Regions from separate parts of the Homo sapiens genome. Here region 1 is linked to region 2. A link is a loop called in an ENCODE intact Hi-C map of the cell type or tissue named here. Cell type or tissue: psoas muscle. All regions are shown on one strand. Each heading gives the region's core, and the rest is flanking DNA. Links, peaks and the distances in the headings are about the cores only.

Region 1 (2,920 bases), core at 230-2,729, 56 kb after region 2:
ACAGAAGCTCCTCGACTTACAGAAAGTTTCCATTCTAAACTTTCAGAGCTTTTCCTAAGGCAATTTTCACAAGTCCAAAATTAGTGCATTTTCTAAAATACATTTGGGTAATTTGTTCATTTACAAGCAACTATAAATTCCATCTGTTGTGTTAGGCAAAATTCCCATACTTTTGCCCTGGCTCAAGACTTTGTTCTTTTCCGTGAAAGTTGGTATGTTTTTAAGTAGAGAACCTTCTGAACATGGCACACCTTGGCCAGATTGTAGGCAAATGCCCTCGTCTACATTTTGCTCTGTGTCTAAGTGAATATTGTGCTTTCATTATTTCACTTCGAACTCTTCTCTCCTGCCATATGCTCTCTGGAAGTTATTTTTCTCATTGTTCATAAGTTTCAAGTTTGTTTACTCTAGAATACAGGAAAAGCAAAAATAGAATGTTATGCTGTGAGGGGCAGCGTCCGCCTGAGCTGAGTTTTTTTCTGGGGAGTGATAAATGATGCTGGGTTCCCTGTGGGTTAGAGGGCACCCAACTTCAAATAACTACAACATCCGATAACAAAGTTTTTCTCCATCATTTGCAATCCAAACACTAAGAACACAGCCCTGCGGACCCCTCATCCTTCATGTTCAATTGTAAATCCTGATTAAATAGCTTGCAGGTGTCAGGATTAAAGTATATGCAGTGGGAGCCTAAACAGAGGGCCAGCTGGGTTCCTCATTTGCCAGTCGCAGTTTCTTCTTTGTTTTGAAACTGTTGACAGTACAACTAAAAATGTTCCTTAGGGCCCAGACTGAGTTAAATAACAAGCAGGATGAGTAAGAGAACAGCTGTAGATATTTTTCTGTGTTTAACATACCTGCCTTGTTGATTTATAGGAAGACCCCCATATAATGTACATTTTGTAATCCAAAACATTTAACCTTTGCAGCCAAGTCTGTGATAGAGACATCAGAAACAGGAAAGGTCTTGATGGGCCTTGTGTTCCAAATGTTTTCCCCCCTCAAAGGAAAAGTGAAATGATGAAATAACTTGATTTTATTATTCAAATGACCATGGTGATATTGTCTAGGCCTCATGTGATACTCACAGTTAATCAGTGGGCAAGTGAAGCCACAGAAACCAGAAAGGCCAGCTCAGAGCAACGTACCTTGGGAATTCCTCCCTCTCTACATGTGCTGGATCGAGGAAGCCAGCTCTGCACTAATAGTCTCTCCTGCCTTCAGGGAGGGATGTGGACAGGAGCCCTCAGTGGGCCTGCCAAACCACAGAGTGGGGCTTTTGGCCACTCTCAAGTTCCTGCTTTTGTGCTACAGCACAGATAGGCATCACAAGTTTAGAGACCATGTGGAGGCCTTACAGTTTGTCTAGACTAGCCTAAGGCATTAGGGCGCCTCAACACAGCAGTAGAATTAAACAGGTTTGAATGGTAAAACCTACATCTTTTATGCCATCATGGTCAACTATCTGCTAAAAGCCTATTGCATTCGTGGTGCTGGAGTAGGCACCAACCTTAAACTGCAAGCTTCAAATAGTGTCTGTGATTACCACAGGGGTCATGGCCTCTCAACCCAACACCCATTCTACCCCAAGTGTTTCGGCCAATGATGGTCATCCCATTCCCCTTGCTAGGGATGGGCAAGGGACAGAATCCTGACCAATAAAATGTGAGGGGAAGACTGCCAGGTTCTTAGGTCCAAAAATATAGACACATGAAATATATTATCTTTTTCTTCCTCTGAACATTGTCTCGTCTGGATGAGGGTACCAGGGTGAGGGCAAAAGCTGATACACAGAGCATGGTGGAGCTAAGAGGCCCAGAGAACTGGGATCCTCAATGATGTCACTGAGCAGCTGAATTAGCCCTGGAGACCATTCTACTTCTGACCTTCTTGTTATATGACATGGTAAATTTCTAAATTGTTTCAGCCAGTATTACATTAAACTTTTCTGTTACTTGCAATAAAATACTTTAAGTGATGTAACTTCCTTTAAACATGCTACCCTCTAAAAACAATAAAGTATGTCAGTGAAGAGAGGACAAAAAAAGAATTTTACCAAAAAAAAAAAAAAAAACCTACTCTGCTTCTTATAAAGCAGAACTACTGAATGGACATATTTGCATTTGAGATATGCTTTTCATTAATTGGCTCCCTCAAGGCATCCCAGATGTCTGGGGGCTGATGAGGTGGATAGAGGCCCCTGCTCAGTTCATGCATAGCTCAAGCACAGCTTGGACAGGAAGAGCCACAGAGACCAGAACTTACCAGAAGAATTAGGAAAGTTAACATCTGCACAATCCCTTTAGAGTCAGGATCTTGGTTCTGCTAGGTGAGAGTATCGTGTACCCTAGAAACAGTGGAGAACTCCCTTCACATCAGAGCAGCTCCTGGGATAGCTGTGCAGACCACCTTCCTGACATGTGTCTTGGTAGTGTCATCAGGTGCTAAAGAAATAGGACTAAGAAACTGATATTGGAAGGGGATATGGCTTTCTCCACCGGTCAGTTACCTCTCATTAGTACTACACACTAAAGAAGTCATTTACTAAGAGCATCTTACTACTCTGCTGGGCACTATGAAATGCAAACTAAGAAAACCTAAAGATGGTCTATGAGGGTCCTAGAACTTCCAGAAGACACACACATTGGCCTATTGGTGTATTGAATTGCTCAGCTTACCAATCTAATGCTTAAGTTCACTCTGCACTTAGTCTTTCCAAGTGTTCCTCTGCCATCTGACTCCATCTTTAGAAACCTCTGATGGATAAAGGAAAATAGCTAATAGCTATTACTGTGTCTCGTGCTTGATGAGCACCTTATAGATATTATCTGATTAAATACAGCAATCCTATGAGGTATGTATTATTATTATTCCCGATTTACAGATGAGGAATTTGCTCAGAGTCACATAGATACAAAAG
Region 2 (2,920 bases), core at 135-2,634:
TTCACAAGAGAAACAAAAAACTGTCTAGGTTCGGTTAGGAAGGAGGAGATGTCTGGAATTCTATATGGTATATTATAGACCAAATTCCACTGTGGTTATTCTTCTAGAGAATAAGAAGGGACATGAAGGAAAGAAGGAATCTTTTTTTTTTTTTTTTTTTAACACAAATAAGTATTCTTTTAGAAGTTAAAAAATAAAAACACAATGGAGTAAAAAAATAAATTTCATATTTTTATTCAATTTTGGGGGGATCCTCTATGAAGTGTCTCTAAACATCACACGGTATTATCTTCCTCAATCAACAGTCATATTGTTCCACATGAGTAATTAAAATGGTTTCCCGGAATGCAAGTAGGAAGAGATCTGGGATGTTCTAGGTTGTACTTTCTCAGTTCCTTCAGTGCTTTGTCACTGCTTTTGGCTCAGAATGTTTTTCTGAGCCAATGACCTCTTTATTTAGCATTTTTAGCAAATCTACCTGTTCATGGGACCAGATGCTTCAAGGCTACTGGGAACTTACATAAAGTTATTACCATTCTTCCTGTACACTAAACAACTCAGCATCAGAGGTGCAGGCTGGGCTGGGAGTTTAGTTATTTCCTTTATCAATCTCTAGAACATAAACACTTATGAAGTGGCTGACAAGTCTGATGTTCATATCCACAATATCACCCAGCACCCAGAACAATGAGCTAGAAGCATTTTGGCTCTTTGTTTGAAGACAATTCTCACTAGTTGAAACAAATAACAAAAAATTATCCTAGTCATCTCCAACTGCTGTAACAAATTATTAGGTGACTTAAACAACAAACATTTATTTCTCATAGTTCTGGAGGCTGGGAAGTTCAAGATCAAGGTGCTAGCAGACCTGGTGTCTGGTAAGAGCTCTCTTCCTCATTTGTAGATAGCCACCTTCTTGCTGTGTCCTCACATGGTGGAGAAGGAAATCATCTCTCTTGTGTCTCTTCTTAGAAGGGCGTTAATCCCATTCATGAGGGCTCCATCCTCATGACCTAATCACCTCCCAAAGGCACCACCCCCTAATACATCACATTAGAAAATAGGACTTCAATATGAATTTGGGGGGACCCAAGCATTTGGTCCATAGCAGAAATTTATTGGAAAGATAACAGAAAAAAATAAAACTGAGCTACCAGGCTTTGAAGAGATATTTGCAGTACCGTTTCTGGGTATTTAGGTACTGCAACACAAGGACTGTTTCTTCAGGAATAAATTGGCTTAGCCAATTGCCATCTTTATGTCATTTCTTCTGGAAAAGACTTGGAGGAGCCCAGCTTAGTCTTCATGTTCACTCTATGGCTAAGAGTAGAATAACCCCTCGAAAGAAATCAAGGTGCTATCCGCAGGTGGAAAAGGGATGGATGTTGGACAGGCAAAAATAACAGACATCTGTTACAGGAGCACATGTTGACAGTTCAAGATGCATTCTCACCGAGGGGAAGAAGAAATTCCTGAAAGACTCATTACCCCTCCAGATGCCAGTTTCCTTCTTACTGTCTGAATATCAGCTCCTTCATATAGGACATCTTTTAGAACTTAATGCCATGGTTGGGGTATCCGCACATATAATGATATCCCTCCTTTTTCTTTTGATCAACAGTTATTTTACACTAGGATTTCTCAGTCTTGGCATTATCGATATTTGAGCTAGATATTTTTTGTTGTGGGGGGCTATACTGTGATTTGTAGGATGTTTAACAGCATCCTTAGCCACTACCTACCCACTGTATGCTAGTAGCATCCCCATCCATAGCCCAGTATTGACAATCAAAAATATCTCTGGACAACGTCCAGCGTCCTCTAGGGACAAGTTGCCCTTTGCTGGGATTCATTGTTTTATACCAAGATAAGATGTTTCATCCAACATTGCCAGCCCTGAGGACTTCAAAGTCCCACCAGATCTGCCGTGACTACCTTGAACTTGCAATGTCATATCTTTCTAGATTTATAACCTCAGTTGATCTCTGACTGCAGTCATAGTAAGTGATTGCGAGTCTTGTAACCTGAGCATGTACAGATGAACAAAGTGTACCTGATTAGTGCCCCCAGAGCTGACTGGAACAAAAAAGTCAACTGCATATGGAACCTAAGTACCCAGACCAAGGAGTGTGGACCAAATTAAGAAGTGAGGGGTGCCCTGTTCTGTTGCACTATGAACTTAAGGGTCAAGGACCTGGCACTGTCTCTCTGTGTAGCCCAATCAGACTGTGTCTCCTTGCATTTTCCTGTCTTCCTCATTGCTACTCTTTGTCTTTAAAACCTGCCTCTAGACACCAGCTTGATGAGACAGATTTGAGTGTTGCCCCATATCTCCTTGCTGGTAGACCTTGCAATAAAGCTGCTGCTTTTCTCAAAAGATGGTGCCATGGTATTGGCTTCTGTACACATCAGGAGGGAGCCAATTGCTCGGTGACAGATGTTCTTCATTCCTTGGCATTGGCAGGCCCTTTTCAAGCCTAGAGTGTCTGTCTGCTAGAGCACTTAGCAATCCTACCACCAAAAGTCCACCTCTGTGGAAAGGGCTGGTGGCCCAGCAAGAGCTTGCAGCCATGCCCTTGTGGATGAAGAGATCAGCGCCACCTGATTGTCCTTGAACACAAGAGAAAGCATATAATGGAAAATAATAACAGGCTTGAGAGAGACCAAGGTACTGAGACATGTACAGTATCGTTGGAGTCAGAATTTGTTGTAAGAAGTGTTTTTAAAACCTGTATCAGGCATATTGCCCTTGTTGAAACTTACGGATGAAATATTTTGAAACTTCTTCTCCTCAAAGCCAAGGTAAAATATTTGCTTCTGTCAAAATAACAAATTTTTATGTTGGCACGTATCTGGCCCTTGGGCCTTGGCAAATGTTTGGAGACTCTAAGGCAGACCCAAACAAAGCATTTGATGACTG

The links. Hi-C counts contacts between places; a loop is a spot of excess contacts. Peaks named below come from ENCODE experiments on the same cell type or tissue, not always from the same donor. Only the 100,000 strongest peaks of a DNase experiment are listed, where the experiment ranks them.
Region 1: it touches region 2 in a loop (2.6-fold over the local background); 1 of 110 quality-filtered maps calls a loop at or near these places.

Annotation. Positions count from the first base shown.
Region 1 is chr15:57,795,607-57,798,526 of GRCh38, reverse strand. No RefSeq gene overlaps it. Among named protein-coding and RNA genes, the nearest start is that of POLR2M, 90 kb to the right of the region's middle. In psoas muscle, for the core only: no CTCF peak of the experiment used is centred there; a DNase peak (open chromatin) is centred at 1,236.
Region 2 is chr15:57,851,100-57,854,019 of GRCh38, reverse strand. No RefSeq gene overlaps it. Among named protein-coding and RNA genes, the nearest start is that of POLR2M, 150 kb to the right of the region's middle. In psoas muscle, for the core only: no CTCF peak of the experiment used is centred there; no DNase peak of the experiment used is centred there.